3 separate regions of the Homo sapiens genome follow, and regions 1 and 3 are each linked to region 2. A link is a loop called in an ENCODE intact Hi-C map of the cell type or tissue named here. Cell type or tissue: GM12878. All regions are shown on one strand. Links, peaks and the distances in the headings refer to the core of each region. The heading gives the core; the rest is flanking DNA. Region 1 has its middle 240 kb from the start of BCL2. Region 2 overlaps BCL2 (BCL2 apoptosis regulator). Region 3 has its middle 300 kb from the start of PHLPP1.

Evidence for each region. Hi-C counts contacts between places; a loop is a spot of excess contacts. Peaks named below come from ENCODE experiments on the same cell type or tissue, not always from the same donor. Only the 100,000 strongest peaks of a DNase experiment are listed, where the experiment ranks them.
Region 1: it touches region 2 in a loop (5-fold over the local background); 2 of 110 quality-filtered maps call a loop at or near these places.
Region 3: a loop joins it to region 2, with 6 times the contacts of the local background. A loop is called at or near these places in 28 of 110 quality-filtered maps.

What each region holds. Positions count from the first base shown.
Region 1 is chr18:63,075,415-63,081,249 of GRCh38, forward strand. No RefSeq gene overlaps it. Among named protein-coding and RNA genes, the nearest start is that of BCL2, 240 kb to the right of the region's middle. In GM12878, for the core only: no CTCF peak of the experiment used is centred there; DNase peaks (open chromatin) are centred at 3,187 and 3,907; H3K27ac peaks cover 1,694 bases.
Region 2 is chr18:63,152,420-63,158,254 of GRCh38, forward strand. All of the region lies in intron 2 of BCL2 (BCL2 apoptosis regulator), which reads right to left. Among named protein-coding and RNA genes, the nearest start is that of BCL2, 160 kb to the right of the region's middle. RefSeq lists enhancers at 2,666-2,815, 5,507-5,556. In GM12878, for the core only: no CTCF peak of the experiment used is centred there; DNase peaks (open chromatin) are centred at 2,952 and 3,082; H3K4me3 peaks cover 1,854 bases; H3K27ac peaks cover 2,500 bases.
Region 3 is chr18:63,012,919-63,018,753 of GRCh38, forward strand. No RefSeq gene overlaps it. Among named protein-coding and RNA genes, the nearest start is that of PHLPP1, 300 kb to the left of the region's middle. In GM12878, for the core only: a CTCF peak has its summit at 3,521 (motif pointing right); a DNase peak (open chromatin) is centred at 3,513.

The DNA.
Region 1 (5,835 bases), core at 2,236-4,735, 77 kb before region 2:
TAAAAAGCTTGGCAGATTCACTTTGGGCCATAAAGATATTCTTCAAACTTAAAAATAAAAAAATAAAAATAAAAGAAACTAAACTAAAAAATATCTTCATGAACAACATACAGTTATGCTTTGTCTTATTTAAAAATTTTCCATACATAGAATTATGATATTCACATTCGATGAAATTTTGCATTCAAGATGTGGTTGAGGTCTCACGTCTCAGTAGTGTTTAGTTGCGATTTTTCGTGCTGAGGTCTTTAATTCTTCTGGAATTAATTTTTGTATAATTAGTGTAGGAGTCTTTTATATGAAAAGCCAATGCTTCCATCATCAATGATGGCACAAGCTCATCTTTCCCTGCTGATCTCTAGTGCCACCGCTATCATATTCCACATCCCACGTAGCCCCTACATGTGAATCCTGCATGAACATGGATTTGCACCAGGCTCTCTATTCTGTCCGCTGCCTCTTCCTCTGCTCAGACAACTATATTTTAATTTCTGTGACTGTCTAGAATGTTTCAGAATCCGCAGGCCAACTGCTCCTGCCCACCCATTGTTCTTATTTTTCGAAATTATCTTGGCAATGATAATTCACTTTTCCATATGAATTTTAGAATCACGTTACAAATGAACAGAAAAGTTCTGCTGAGATTTTATTTGGAATTTACTTAAATTTATAGATAATTTGGGCAGAATTGACATGTTTATGCTTTTGAGACCTCTTACCCATTATTCAGATCTTCTTTTATATCCTTTAATAAAACTATAATTTTTTCCCATAAAGCTCTTAAAAATGGTACGTAATGTATATTCTTTAGGTCCTTTATAGTTTTGCTGCTATTGTGAGCTGGCTTTTTTTTTTTCCAATTTTTTCCCATTTGTTATTGTTCACATTCAAAAGTTATTGAATTTTGCATGTTGATCTTGTAATCAGTAGCCTTGCTGAATCCTTTTTTAGTTCTAAAAGATTTTCTGTTGATATCTATGCATTTTCTTTGTTCTTTCTTTCTTATTTTATTTTATTTATTTATTTTTTTGAGACAGAGTTTTGCTCTTGTTGCTCAGGCTGGAGTGCAATGGTTCGATCTTGGCTCACTGCAACCTCTGCCTCCCAGTTCAAGTGATTCTCCTGCCTCAGCCTCCTGAGTAGCTGGGGTTACAGACACGTGCCACCACACCTGGCTAATTTTTTTGTATTTTTAGTAGAGATGGGGTTTCACCATGTTGGTCAGGCTGGTCTCAAACTCCCGACCTCAGGTGATCCACCTGCCTCGCCCTCTCAAAATGCTGGGATTACAGTCATAAGTCTCCGTGCGCCACCCATCTATGCATTTTCTATGCCTAAAAATAATAAATTTTCACTTCCTTTCCAAACCTTATGCATTTTATTTATTTGTTGCTTACTGCATTCGCTAGTATTTTCTGTGTAAAGTTGACTGGGGTGGTGATGGCTGCCCTGCTTGCCTTTTCTTGGTTTTAATAGGGATAATCCAGAAAGATGTGATATGATTGCTTTAGGTTTTTGATAAAAACCCTTCATCAAATTAAGGAAGTTCTCTTCCATTTCTAGCTTCCTAAGAGTTTTTCTTTTAGATAAGAGAAGGTGTTGAATTTATAGAATAAAATGTGTCATTTTATTTCTTTTTGATCTATAAATGTTGTAAAGTTCTCCTGATGGATATTTCTGACATTCTTACCTTCCTGGGAAACATCAAAATTAGTTGTGATCGTTAAAAAAAAAATACTCTGGTTGGATTCCATTTGCTAATATTTATTCAGGAATTTTAATCTACATTATAAGTGAGATAACCTATAGTTTCTGTCTCTTGTACTGTCCTTGTTTCATTTTGGTGTTAATTCTACACTATCTAAACTCAGTGGCCTACTGTCCTTTTCTGTTGTCTGGGAAGCTTATATAAGATAGCAATGACCTTTTCCTTAAAGGTTTGATGAAATTCACTGCTGAAATCAGCTAAGACTAGTGTCTTTTTGGGGAGGTGGCTTGAGGGCAGGTATATTTGATTGTCAAATCAATTTCTTTAATGCTAATTGTTTTATTCAGTTTTTCTATTTTAAAATTCAGCCAATTTCAGAATAGACATAAAATTGTGCCACAGATTCCCTTATGATTTTGTTTCTGCTGCATATGTGGTTACATTATATTTTCTATTCCTAATGTTTATTTGTTCATTTTTCTTTATTTATCAGCCTTAATGGGGATTTATTTTATTAGCATTATTTTTCTTTTCTAAGACTCATTCTGTCATTTCTATTTTACTTTTGTTTCCTTTTCTTATTTTTTTGTTTTTATCTTTAATATTTCTTTCCATCACATTTTTTTTGCCTAAACTCGTTGTTCTTTTTCTATCTTCTTGAATTGACATGAGTTCATTTATTTCATCTTTCTTATGGTTCTAAAAATATTTGTAGTGCTATAAATATTTCCCTTAACTATTGCTGTACCCTAAGTCTTGGTATTTTTCTGTGCTTTCATTAATAATCAGTTTTAAAATACTGTATTATTTTTAACAGCTTCATTGAGATATATTTCACACCCTATACAACTCATCCATTTAAAGTGTATAACTCAATGGCTTCTAATATATTCACAGAGTTGTTGATATGGTTTGGCTGTCCCTACTCATATCTCATCTTGAATTGTAGCTCCCATAATTCTCACGTATTGTGGGAGGGACCCAGTAGGAGATAACTGAATCATAGGGGCAGTTTTCCCCATACTGTTCTTGTGGTAGTGAATAAGTTTCATGAGATCAGATGGTTTATAACCATCTTTTCGCTTGGCTTTCATTCTGTTTGCCTGCCACCATGTAAGATATGGCTTTGCTCCTCCTTACCTTCCGCCATGATTGTGAGGTCCCCCCAGCTATGTTGAATTTTGAGTCAATTAAACCTCTTTTTTTAAATAAGTTACCCCATCTCAGGTATGTCTTTATCAGCAGTGTGAAAACGGACTAATACAGTTGTACAACCTATCATCACAATCAACTTTACTTACTCAGTTATCAGTTGATGCATACTTGGGTAGTTTCCAGTTTGGGCTATTATAAATAATGCTGCTATGAACATTTGTGTGCAAGTTTTTGTGGACATGTGATTCATTTGGCGTGAGTATATATGAGGAGTAGAATTGCTAGGTCATTTGGTAACTTTATGTTTAAGCTTTTGAGGAACTGAAGACTGTTTCCGAATGACTGTACCATGTCAGTGTAAGAGGGTTCTAATTTTTCAACATCCTCACCAATGCTTGCTATATTTGTCTTTTTTACTATAATCATCTTAGTGGCTGTGAAATGATATTTCGTTGTGGTTTGATTTGCATTTCCCTGATGGATATTTAAGGGTACTCCGTGATACTGGGTTGATCATTCTATTTCCAGGTGACTTCACTTCTAGGTATTTTTTCATTTATGTTTCCTAAAAAATTAATTTTTAAAGAGAAAAATCATCATAGGATACTCAAATTTCCATTTTAAATTTAAGATCACAGGGTTTTATTCTTTGGTTTGTATTTGGATCTCTTTTTCTCTCACATTGAAAATCTGGTTTCTAATGACATTAGCATAATTACATATTTGTTTCATTCTACAAAATACATATAATAGTTTCACAAGAACAAAACCAATATTTAAAAATTTTGTTCTATTCTTTTTGTCCTTATTGTATGCCAAACTGGATGTACAATTAGATTACTGCAATGCACCAAATTGGTGGTTCTTAACAGGAAACAGCTGCAATCCTAAGAATCTTTGAGAAGCGTCCATCAGCTGTCTAAGCATGCAGCAATGAAGCAGGTGGTTCTCAAGTATTCACTGGGCATATCAGGTCTGCCCCAACACCTGGTTACATCCTTATTTGGAGACTGATAGCCTCAACTCTTCCCCTACCAATCAGATTTCATGGGACTGCAAACTTTAACACAGAGTAATACAGAGAAGGGGATGCTGGGAAATGCAGTTTCAGGCTTCTACCTTACACAATTCAGAGAAGACTGTAGGAGGAAGTGGTGATGATGCCAAGCTGATACAGACACAGACACATCCATTCAGTGCATCAATCTTTATGTCTTCTCTTGTCTTACTAGCCTCCAGGAAAATGTTGAATGGAAGTACTGAGAGTGAACATCTTTGTCCCGTTCTTGATTTTATAGGGCATGCTTCCAACAATTCTTCTGTAAGGATGTTTTTTGTACATACTTTCTCAGGTTAAGGAAGTTTATTCACTTCTAATCCTAGTTTACTATGTTGTTTTTTTTTTTTAAATCATGAGTTAGTGTTGAATTTATCAAATGCTTTATCTGTAACTATTGAAACAATCATATGATCTTCTTTCTTAATCTTTTAAAGTGGTAAATATCATTTGATTATCTTTTCATCCTGAACCATCCTTGCATTCTAGGGATAAATCCTAAATGATTTTTTAAAAATAGATCTCTGGATTTCGTTTGCTAATATTATGTTAAGACTTTGATAATGTCTGTGATTGAGATTGGCTTGTGATTTTCCTTTCTTATCTTCCCCTTGTTTGGTTTTGGCATCCAGGTTTTACTAGTTTTATGGAATTCTTACTACAGCCACAGGCCCTGCATGAGACAGGCCATCACTACTTCTCTAATCGCATTTCCTACCACCCTCCCTGTTACACACTCTACTCAGTCTTACAGGTTCCATGCTGTTTCTCAGACAAATGAGTGCACATCCCCGCCTGACCACCCTCTCTTAAAGCTCTGTCTCCTCAATCTCTTTCATTGTTCTGCTTAGCTCTTATCATTACCTGATATATGATCAACTTACTGTGTTCTGTCTCCCTCCCTCTTCCAGAAGGCAGTGTCTATGAGGGCAAGGACTTTGCCTGTTTTGTTCCCTGTCATTCCCTCAGCACAGTGAACCATATTTATCAAATAATAAATATTTGTTCATCAGTGAATAAATGAATATATTTATCCATGTTTGAAGAAAAGAGGAAGGTTTCTGTACGTGATCCACTCAGAAGTCAGATTTTTCATTTGAAAAAATTGTAACTTCTATTTATACTAGAAAAGGGAGGAAATTCTTACACATAAGCAGCATGCAGAGAAATACTGCTGAAGATATCAGTCTGCTCTGCTGCAGCTGGTAGCAGGAATAAGACTGATTGGCCAACTGTCCATTCTATTCCAAACTTTCCTTGTCTTTTTCCAGCATCTCAGTTGGTTGAAATTCTTTGCTTGAGAAAGAGACCTACGTTTTCAGTCCTGAGGAGTTTGAGTCCTTGGTGATGCTGCCCATGTGGGGTTGATGTGTAGTGCTTTGTTAACCTTGACCATGAAGCAGGCAGTACAGACATCCTAAGGGGTACCCCTGGGCATCCATGAATACTGCTCCGGCTCCCACTGTGTAGCTCTCCCAGCGCCCTTGATAGTGCCAGTCTCTCCAGAAATCACTGGGGCCTCCCTTCTTGCTTATCCCCTCCATGACCTGAGGACATTGAAATGCCAGGCAGCAGTTTCAATGTCTACTCAATGAAACTGGTAATGGGTTCACAGCTGTGGGGATTGTTATTTAACTTCCTATGTGTGTGTTATGGTGTTGGGGAAAAACAGGCATGCAGAGTATAGCTATAGCTCTTTCTATCATCAAATGGCCCTCTAGCAATTCCACTCCTAGGTATATATCCAAAGGAATTGAAAACAGCCAGGAGCGTGTAGCCTGTGCTTGTAGTCCCAGTTGTGCAGAAGACTGGGGCAGGAGGATCACTTAAGCCAGGAGTTTGAGGCTGAGTAGGCAATGATGATTGCTCCTGTGAATAGCCCCTGCACTCCAGCCTGGGCAACATAGCAAGATCC
Region 2 (5,835 bases), core at 2,015-4,514:
ATTCTAAAATGAAAGAGTTTTTTTAAAAATTAATTCGTAAATACCTTCCCCAAAGTTATTCTAAAATGCCTGAGACTTTAAAGAACCATATCTAAGTCAAGTCTGGTGAGGGCAAACAGACATGACAATGACCAAATCTATTCTTTAATTTTCTAACATTTGTGTACAAAGCCAAACAATCAACATACATACAGAGTGCTACTCCTAAATCTTCTTGCTACTAAAAAATAAAGGGCCAACCAAGTATTCCCAGGAGGCAAAACAATAGCTTATCATGTGCTTGTCCTCAGTGCCTACTAGAGCCTCCTTTTCTCCTGGAAGACATAATGACTTGGGCTGGGTGAAATTGTACACCACCTATGAGAGCAGGATGCTGGGTTGATCAGGTGATAATGCTTCACCATATCTTCAATTTTTGTATTTTCCACCTATTTGATAATGGGTCCTTCAGCGGAGACTACAAGACGTGAGTATACCCACATAACTTCAGCTCAGATTTCTGACGGCGTCCAACTTGCTTGCACGAATATCCACTGCCTGCCCACTCTCTCTCATCTGAGAAAACTATTTGACTCAGCTTTTGCCTCTGCCTCCCACTTTTCACCCTCTCCAGAATGCTCACAGCTCACCCATGCTAGTAGCATTGGAGAGGAAAGAGCACACACATTAGAGTCAGACAGATCTGTGCTTGAACCTCAACTCTGCAAATTACTAGATTCGTCAATGAGTTGAATGAGTTATCAGTTCTCCTCTCGTTCTCTGCAATGCTTAAATCTAACTCATGTTAGATGAGTTATTTAACCTCCCTGAGCCTAAATTTATGAATTCATAAAACAGAGAAAAATAAAAGGCTGTAGTTGTCGAGTGGTCAGGAGGATGAAATGACTTCTGTGAAGTGCCTGGCAGCAAAGGCACTAAAATTCAGTCATGACTCCCTCTCATTCCTCTCTCATTTTTGCATTGAACTGTCAGAGATGGCAATTTTCCTTTCCTAGGTACCTTCTTTATTTACAAGTAGCTTACAGAAAATGCATATATGAAAGGAGTTGTGTGAAACTTTTGAAGCCAGTTAAGCTCTTTTTGCAGAGTCCGTAATTTTTAATTTTAGGATCTTATTTTCTAACATCTTTAGTCAAGGTAAGTTCTTAAAGAAAAAATTCAAATGAAGCTCAATACCTGTATATTATCAGCTAGGGGCCTGGAAGTAGAGTTCTGGAGTTAGCAGAAGTGATTTCTTGAAATCGTCAGGGCAGAGCGGCCAGCCAAATCCTGAGACTCATCAAGGCAGGATTTCCTACCCAACAGCAAGAACATCGGACCTTGTACTAAGCCATGAGGTCCCCACCTGGAATGGTCCATTCAGAATTCTCTACACAGACCTGGCCACTCCAAAAAGCCAGTGGTGAGTCCAGAGGAGGGCAGCTGAAATGGGACAAACTAGGCTTCTAGAAGACAATGATGACTCTGGGAAGGGCAGGCCTGAATGTGGATTTTGGGACATTCATGAAGTCTTCATAGTACAGAAAGGATTAAGCTATAACCCTATTGTGAAGCCTTTAGGCTCATGACTCTTGAATCTCTTTTGAACCTCAAACCCTAGTTTGCGACCAAACAGATCTGCATATCCATCAGGTACATCAAACCCAACACAGCACAAAGGGAACTGATTACACCTTCCCAAAATCTGCCTCTAAGGGTCTAATCAGCCCCCTTGACAGCCCTCAGCCTATATCCTAGCAGAAAAACCGGGGTGATCCTCAACTCCTCCCTCTTCTTTTCCTATGGACACACCATCACTGTCATCTCCACCTTACAGAAGTCTCTTAGGATGTCTCCTCTTTCTGGTCTTACAGAAGCCACTTCTGTTCACCCCACTGCATGGCTTACCTAGACAGTGGCAAGAAGCTCCCAACCGATCTTCCCTCATCTTGCCCCATTCAGCTTCCCTCTGGAGTATTCCCAGGGTGTCTGCTAGACCCACAAAGCAGTTGCGTCCCTCTCTCTTATCCAAATGCCCTGAGTGGCTCCTGTTATCCACAGGGCGAGCTGGCCCTGACCCACGCTTCCAGACTCCCCTCTCCCCACACCCACTGCTTGCCTTGAACTCCATGTGATTACTGGCAGCATCAGCTGCAGCCTCGTTCCTCTACAGATCCTGGCTCACATGCATCCTCAGGCTGGGATGCCACTCTGCCTTTTGCACACCTCTCCACACTCAGCTCAAATACCACCTCCTCTGTGAAGCCTTTCTTGACCAAGCCCCCACCTCCCCATCATGCCCTTTTCTTATTCTGCCCCCTCAAGGCTCACCAGTGAACTCACTGCCACCTGTCTCTCTCCTCCTTGGGGGCACTGGCTACATTTTCTTCATCTTGGTTTTCCCAGGTTCTGATAGTGCCTGGCACCTTGTAAAAGCTGTGTGCATGTTTGCAGAATGAATGAGTAAACACATGGAAATTAAAACTATTTAAACAGGTCCATAAAGATTGTGTTATGCTCAAGGAAGATGGATTCATTACACATCTCAAAAGAACCTCAGGACCTTCTGGGACTGGAATGGCAACACCGTGTGGGGTAAGGAGCCTAGAACGTTCAGTTATGTTCTCAAGTCGTCACAGCTTCACCTTACCCAAGATATCTAACATCTCTGAGCCTCAACTTATTCATCTATAAGAATAAGAGGACGCTACAACATCAACCACAAAGGCTGGGGTGAGAACGACACGGGCTCATGATGCCAAACGTCTGGTGGAGGTCGGCACAGGGCGGGCAGAGGTGGCAAATGGCAGTGTCCTTTGTCCCCAATCAACAGAACTGAGCTGAACATGAGACTCTGAGAAAGGCTCGGGACAGCAGGGCCACAGCACGTCTCCTGGCCTCCAGGGACAGTCAACTTGAGGAGGCGACAAATCTCATTTGCAAAGGTGAGAAACTGTACAGCAAGTCAACAGTATCGGATGAGTCACGAGACAGGACGTGATTGATGTCGGGTGGGCGTGGAATGTGCTGTGCATTGCGTGGGGAGGGCCCTTAGTGGGGGTGAGCTTGGTGGGAAAAGGAGGGTCTCGGAGGGTCCAGCTGCTGGGGTGGAGGCCACAGGGGCCCAGGAGTGCAGGGTGGGCGCGGTAAAGAGACTGCCGTTGTTGCCTTTAGGCTGTTCTGCTGCTCTCTGCTTCCCCCTGTTGGCTTGGGAGGGAAGAGTAGGGCTGTTGGCTGAGACGGACGTTAGAGCGAGCAGGTGAGAAGAGGCTGGGAGGAACCGGCAATGCAGCGACCAGGAGCAGGTGGTGGAGCGGGGAAGAGAGAGGGAGGGCTGCTTGGCCAGATGCCAGGCACTCTGCCAATTGCAGGCCCTGCAGATCTTGCCCCGAGCTCAGGGTCACCTTGAACCCTCTCCTTTCTTTCTCCAGAGTGCTTGTCGCACCCTCTCCCTTCCTGGGGCCCTCACTCATGTTCTCCTTGGAGGTTAGAGGCCCATCCTCCCTCTCCCAGGACCCTTCCCCGCCTCCCCAGCCAGTGTGGGCCATTGGTGTGACCAAGGTGAGGGGCACTTGGTGTTCTTGGGACTCTTGTTCTTTTTCTTGCTTGAGGGCATTTCTCAAGTAAGACCAGAGATCATTTTAGCCCTGAGTGTCCCAGTTAATATTCATGAGGCTTGCTGAGAAGCCAAAAAAAAAAAAAAAAAAAGGCTTGGACGGCATCAGACGGGCTGGCAGGGGAGGGGGGTGTTCAAAGAGGAGAAGAAAGCAAGAGCCAACATAGAGTCTTGCCCAGCAATAGCATGGAAGGGAGTGGCAGCCCATTGTCCCTCAGGAAAATAAACTGCAAATAACTTTTCCCGTTTGTGTCAATCTAGTGCTTTCAACTTACAAACTATTAGTAGGCTTTAGAACTTAGATCAATTGACATTCTGGGTCAGGTAATTCTTTGTTGTGGGGAGGACGGGCTGCCCTGTGCACTGGAGGATGTTTAGCAGCTTCTCTGGCCTCTGCCCACGACATGCCAGCGGAAACCCTTGTCTAGTGTGAAAACCCGAAATGTCTCCAGGCCGTGCCAAATGTCCCCTGGAAGGCAAAGTCATCCCCATGGAGAACCACTGCCTTAGATTATTGTTAGGTGCTACCCAAATGCCCAACACCTGTACTGGCCCCTCCAGTCTCACCCTCATCTGAGCACTGCAAGAACGTCCCACCCTGGCGTCCACCTCCCCCGTCCACCTGATGTTTACGTAAACAGAAACAGAAGCTTCTTTCAGAAGCCAAGGAATCTCCTCCCAAGTCCAGACGTTGTGGGTTGGGGGTGGGGGTGCAGGAATGCCTCTAACTCTGCTCAGTAACTGCAACCCCATGGACTTCATAATGGCCAAGGGGACTCCACACCCAAAGCCCTCATTCCCCAATTTCCTGGGCAGCCAGGGATCCAGGTAGAAACGCTTGCCCAGGAGGCGTCTCTCTGGTGGAGGAGTAAACCTTGGAGAATTTGCCCTCCGTTTTCTTCCCTCGCTTTCTTCTCCATTTTCTCTCCCAGGAGCTAGCTGGTGAGTAGCTACCGCAGCTACTCATGTGAACATGAATCTGGGGCCACCCTTTTTCAAATTTCAACAGCAAGTCCTGGAACTAAACAAGAAAGCCTTTGCACAAATAAACAATTAAGTTAATTGTGGGTCTGACAAATATTTTGTTTTCCCGAGGAATTAAGTATGCATCTGGGGTTAGGCTTCTGGGCTGAGCCTCTTGTGTAAAAAACCAGAAGGCAAGAAACTGAAGGAATATGGTCAAAGTCCCTTATTTTAAAATCAAGGACACTGAGTCCCGGAGAGGTGAACTGCCTGTCAGCACGGAAAACAGGACCAGACATAATCATGGTACCTTGTTCCAAGTGAAGTTACCTAATGCTCCCTTCCCATCCAAACAAGGATTTGGGATATGCCGCCCAGGAGGGTGGTCCCAAAGGGGATCCTCAGAGGATGCATCACTAAGTATTTCTGTACCCCAGGAGGTGGCTTATTTCATGGAAACCCTTCACCTGGGGCTGTTCATAGAACCATGCACGCGGCAGTTGAAAAGGGGCACCTACGCCTTGCTCTGTGACATTGTTTTCAGTGAAAATTAGCGTTCGCTGTTTTCAGCGTTAACCTTAAACTCCAGCTGGCTTTATCTCCTCTCACTTATTATAATTGTAACGCAGTGCACTGTGTAAAGGTCACACCTGTGTTTATACGCCATATGCCATCAAAATACCATGAAGAGAACACTATGTGGTCTCTATCAGAAGATCAAAAGAGAAGGGGTGAGAAGCAGACCTTCCTCCTAATTCAGGGCCCTTCAGTCCTTCCCAAACACTGAAATAGGCCCATGTGCACCACTGCTCCCGCAGGAGTTTATGTCTAGGCCAAGTACGTGCTGTTTATTGACAGAGAAACAAATACCGCTCAGCACCTGTCCGGTTTCAGAGTGATGAGGGAGTTTCCAATCTGGATCTGAGAAAACTTTTACACTGTACCCAAACATTCTTTTTCTTTTCTTTTCTTCTTTTTTTTTTCTGAAGCCAAAATTAGAACAAAAACAAACATATACAGAGTTCGGCGTAGCAGGAAAAAGAAACTCAGCTCAAGACATTTCATAAGAAAAGCTCCAAGTCCATCTATACTCACCTGGCCTGGAACCCTGGGATTCATTTGATTGAGGAGGGTCACAAGCTGTACCCCAGAGGCTCGGGAGGCACCACTCGGTAGGAAGACCCTCCTGGTTTCTCAAGCTGGAGGAGCAGACTGAAAGGATGTTTGGGGAGTGAGGAAGTAATAGGGGAGTGGATGCAGAAGGTATTTTGTTGTCT
Region 3 (5,835 bases), core at 2,098-4,597, 140 kb before region 2:
AACAGTGCACAAATTATTCGTTTGCCAGTAAGAATTTTCATGAAGTTCACACACTTGTGTAGCCCGCACCATTACTATATGTCCAGAAGCCTCCTTCATGTCTCCTCTAGTCACCACCCATACAAGGGACCACTATCCTCCTCACTGCCAACACTACAGACTACTCTTGCCTGTTTTGGACTATATAAATAGGATCATCTTCTTTTCTTATTTGCCTTTCTTTTATTTGACATTTTTTTTTTTTTGTGAGATCCACCCGTATGTAATGTGTTAAGTAGTTTGTGTTTTTCATTGTTGTATAGTATTTCATTCTGTGGATATACAACCATATATTTATCCATTCTACTGTTAATGGACATTTGGGTAATTTCTGCTTTGGGATTTTTATGAATGCCATTGCTATTCACATTCATACTGAATTTCTGTTGGATTGTTACCCAGGAGTGGAATTTCTAGGCCATAAAGCATGCATACTCTCAGCTATAGGAGACATAGATAAACACTATCTGTACCGAGTTATGCTCTCACCAATACATTAGAGTTTTAGTTGCTCCAAAATCTCATCAACCTGTGGTACTCTGTGTTGTGTTTTGTTGCCATGTCTTTTTGTAGTTTAATTTTGATGTTGACCATCTTTGGATGTGTTTATTGGTCATTGGGGTATATTCTCACGTGCGGTCCCTGTTCAAGTCTTTTGACCACTTTTCTGTTGAGTTGTTTTGGTTTTTTTTGTTTTTTATTTTTGAGATGGCGTCTCGCTCTGTTGCCCAGGCTGGAGTGTGGTGGCACGATCTCGGCTCACTGCAACCTCCACCTCCCAGGTTCAAGCGATTCTCCTGCCTCAGCCTCCTGAGTAGCTGGGACTATAGGCATGCACCACCACACCCAGCTAATTTTTCTATTTTTAGTACAGATGGTGTTTCATTGTGTTGGCCAGGATGGTCTCGATCTCTTGAGAGCTGTCTTTTTCTTATTGATTTGCAGGGCATTTTATACATTGTTGAGTGTGTGTATTACACATATCTTCTCTCACTCCAAAGCTTGCCCTTTCATCTTAATGTGATCTTCTGATAAACAAAAATATTTTTATTTCAATTAAGTCTAGTTTACCAATCTGTTTCCTTAAGGTCAGTGCTTTGAGATATTGCCCTATGTTTTCTTCTAGGTGGCTTAGTATTTGATCTTTTCCATTTAGATCTACAACACAGAATTGATTTCTGTGTGTGGTGTGCATTAGGTGTTAAGACATATTTTGTCTGCATAAGGTTAACCAATTGACCCAACATCATTTTTTTAAATGGCCAGGTTTTCCTCATTCTACTGCATTGTCACTACTGTCATCAATTAGATGACCTTGTGTGTAAGCCTGTGTCTAGACTTTCTATGTTGTTCCATTGGTTTATTTGTTCTTATGCCTTTATTACACTGTCTTAATTGCTGTAGTTTTATAACAAGTCCTTTTTAAAAAAAATTGTGGTAGAATGCATATAACAAAATTAACCATTGTAACCATTTTTATGCATACAGTTCAATGTCAGTAAGTGTATTTGCATCATTGGGCAACCATCACCACCCTCCATCTCTAGAACTCTTTTTATCTTTCCAAACTGAAACTCTGTATCCGTTAAACAAACACTCTCCATTATCTCTCCCCTAAGCCTCTGGCAATCACCATCCTACTTTCTGTCTTGATAAGCTTGACTAGTCTAGGTACCTCATATAAGGAGAATCATATGACATTTGTCCTTTAGTGACTGGCATAGTTCAATTACCATAATGTCGTCAAGATTCATCCGTGTGGTAGCAGGTGTCAGAATTTTTTCCCTTCTAAGGCTGGATAATATTTCACTGCATGTGTACACCACATTTTGTCTACAGACACTGGGGTTGCTTCCACCTTTTGCTATTGCAAATAATGCTGGTGTGAACATGGGTGTACAAGTATCTGTTTAAGTCCTTGCTTTCAATGTTGTGGGGTATATACCCAGACATGGAATTATGTAATAAGCTTTGATATCTGATAATGTAACTCCTTTAGCGTTCTTCTTTAAGTAATTTTTAAAAAATTTCCCCATGAATTTTTAGAATCAGCTTGCCAATTTAAAAAAATCTGGCATTTTGATGGGAATTACTTTAAATCTATAAATATATTTTGGAATAATTGACATTTTTATACTTTTGAGGCTTTCATTCCATGAACGTTGCAAATTCCTCTGTTTACTTAGATCTTTAATTTCTTTCAATGATGTTTTGTATTTTCAGGGTAGGGGTCTTAGACATATTTTGTTAGATTTATTCCCAGGTATTTGTATTTGATGTTTTCTTGATGCAGTTGTAAAGGTGTCATTTAAAAAACTCATTTTCTAGTTAAGCTTGCTGGTGCAGAGAAACTCAATAGATCATATATTATGAATTCTTAGCAACTTGGTTCATGGGGCGGCTCTACCTGATCTTCGAGGACACAAGTTTAAATCTCATAATGACTGTAATCTCTGTTAATTTATCTGCTTACTGAATTTTGTGAAGTATGTTAAGTGGCCCAGATAAAGACAGGGTTTGCCTGGTCTGTGCTTCACCAAAAATCACTGGGGTTGGTGTTAGCGGTGGTCACACACTGTGAACAAACGCTGGGTTCATGTCTAGGATCCAATTCTAGTGGGTTATTCCAAACCAATGGTGTTTATGCAGAGAGCACAGGCAGGAGGTGGGACCCAGGAGCCAAGGCACATGGAAGAAAGGGGCTGTTCTTGGCCGGGACAGGAGGCTGGGGCTGGGAATGATGTGAAGGCTGGCTCAGGTCTAATTTGGGAGGTGCTGGTAGTAGAATGCGCCTGGGAAAGGTGTGGACGTTTCATGTTGGGTCAGCTGGGGCCATGGAGCAAGACCTCCCAGGGTGGTGGCCTCTATGAAGGGAAACGTCTACGATGGCCACCGATGAGGAATGAGAGGGAATTGCTTCTAAACTCCTGTGTTCTCTATGTCTAGGACGGTGCCTCTGACTGTACACATATATCCTTTTTCTTTTTCTCGCTCTCTTTTTTTTTTTTTCTTTTTTTGAGATGGAGTCTTGCTCTGTTGCCCAGGCTGGAGTACAGTGGCGTGATCTTGGCTCACTGCAACCTCCGCCTCCCGGGTTCCAGCGATTCTCCTGCCTCAGCCTCCCGAGTAGCTGGGATTACAGGCACATGCCACCACGCCCGGCTACTTTTTGTATTTTCAGTAGAGACGGGGTTTCACCTTGTTGGCCAGGCTGGTCTCAAACTCCTGACCTCAAGTGATCCCCCGACTTGGCCTCCCAAAGTGCTGGGATTACAGGTGTGAGCCACTGCGCCTGGCCCTGCACGCATATTTTCTGGAAAAAGTACAGAAGATTTATTTCATGTTAAGCAAGGGGAATTTTTAGGTTGCATAATTTTAAGAAAGTCTTTTTCACAAGCAATAATAAAAACAGTAAGAATAGGAGTAATGAAGAAAATTGAGAAGAAACGACGCGAAGGTTCTCACAGTTTGTCATGAAGCCACTAGGGGGCAGGGGAAGACAGCTATTTGGAGCCGCTGAAACCCATAGCAAACCCCATCCTTTTTTTTCCCACCAAAGGAAAGCTTGAGTTAAAAAAAAAAAAAAAGTATAGCCCAAACCAAAAATGGCTTTACTATTATCAAGAATTTCTAGTTTTGTGAGGTAGCATATATTTTTTATTTAGAGTGTTGAGCATCAAATGCAACTCTAGCTTTAACTTGAAATTCAGGCTGGGCACAGTGGCTCACACCTGTAATCCCAGCACTTTGGGAGGCCGACGCGGGCAGATCGCTTGAGGTCAGGAGTTCAAGACCAGCCTGGCCAACATGTTGAAACCCGGTCTCTACTGAAAATACAAAAAATAGCCGGATGTGGTGGGCGCCTGTAATCCCAGTTACTTGGGAGGCTGAGGCACGAGAATCGCTTGAACCCAGGAGGTGGAGGTTGCAGTGAACCAAGATTGTGCCATTGCCGACCAGCCTGGGTGACAGAGTGAGGATCCATCTCAAAAAAAACAAAAAAAGAAAGAAAGAAAGAAAGAAATTCAATGGGTCAGACAGAATTCAAACTTACTGTTTAGTACTGTGCTTCCTGCTTGACCATAGGAATATACAAATACATATATATTGTGGTCACTCTCCTCAAAGAGTGTTTGGTCAAGTTCGGAAAGTGAGGAACAGATAGTGGACATTTAAAGTGGACACAGCTGCTTTCTTGGTCACTGCCATTTGATTTTGAAGGATCCTAAACCCAAAGTATGCCCAAGGGAATCAGCTTCAGGTGCAGCTTTGTTCTGGTCTCAGAAAAGTTTGAAATTGTTGCTGCATGATGGATCTTTTCCATTGGAACTATTCCCGACTCACAGAGCACAAAGACAGACAGTAATGTTATAGTGAACCACTGCCAGGTGCAGTGGAGAAGCACAGTCAGTTACCTCTGCTGGCCCTTCACAGCTTGTGAGGGCTTTTTAGTTAATTATCTTATGCAGGGAATTAAGCATTTAATGTGACCCTCCTATGGATTGAATTACAGCACCTTTTGACCCTAAGAGTCTATGATATCCCGACAATCTTATGAGGTAAGGATGAAATATAACATCCCATTCAAAGAAGCTGAGGCTCTGAGGGCTGGCTTCTCCAAGTTCATTCATGCAACAAATGTTTATGAGCTCTGTGATAGACCTGAGGAATATTAAGGAGCTCTCAGAATAATAGAGGAAAGGGACATATAAGCTTCAGAACAGAGTGTGATGTGAGGTGCCATGGAGATGTGTGCAAGGTGCCATGCAAGTAGTGAGGAAAGGTTCCAAGACTCAGCTGATGGAAAGTGACCTGTGGCAGCACAGAAGTGGTGACTTTTTAATTGCCTTAACTATCTCCAAGACACCTGGCAAAAGCAAAATTGAAACCACTATGAAGGGACATGTCTAAGATCCAAGCTGCACAGAATTCCCACAGAAGACAAAACAGAATAAAACAAGACCATCTCTGAAAGAGAATTTTATAATAAAAAATTATGAAACACTAAAGTATATATTCCATCATGAGTGAAAGTAAGCATTCATCCCAAACATGGTAGCTTTCAGATAATAAAATGCTCAATTGAAAGAGTATAATATAATATGCTTAAAGTAAAAACCATAGAAGAGAGGCTAACTAAAGAGGACAACTATGACCAGGTGGATTTGAAAAACAAAAAACAAAATAGAACCTCTAGAAATGAAAAATAGGACCTCTAGAAATGAAAAATAGGACTGTTTAAACTAAACACTCAGTGGATGAGGTTAAGCAGCTGCTTAGACACAGCTAAAGAAAGAGTTTGTAAATTGGAAGATGGAGCCAAGGGGAGATAGGGAATATTAAAAGAAACTTAAGAGACATGGGGGTAGAATAACAAGAGCTATCATATCCCTAATAAGAATTTTAAGAGAGAATAGAAAAAAATAAGATGATGGCAATTCTCAAAGAGACAATGGCTGAAATTTTTAAAAGAATTGATAGGAGATATGATTCCACAGGTTCAAGCAGCAAAGAACCCTGAAATAAAAATAAAGGCACAGCTGGACACATGAAAATAAAACTGTAGAATAGCAGAGAGGGAAAAAGGGGATTAAATTTATCTGGATCAAGAAATGAGAGAGAGAGACAGAGAGAGAGGGAGAGAGCTTATCTACAAAAGAATGACATTGCTAGATTAACAACAGCCTCCTCAGTATCTACAAGAGAAGTCAGAAGACAAGGCACAAGCTAACAGAAAATAACTACCAGTGTAGACTTCAAAACCTAGTTAAACTATTTTTCAACTTTAAGGGCAAA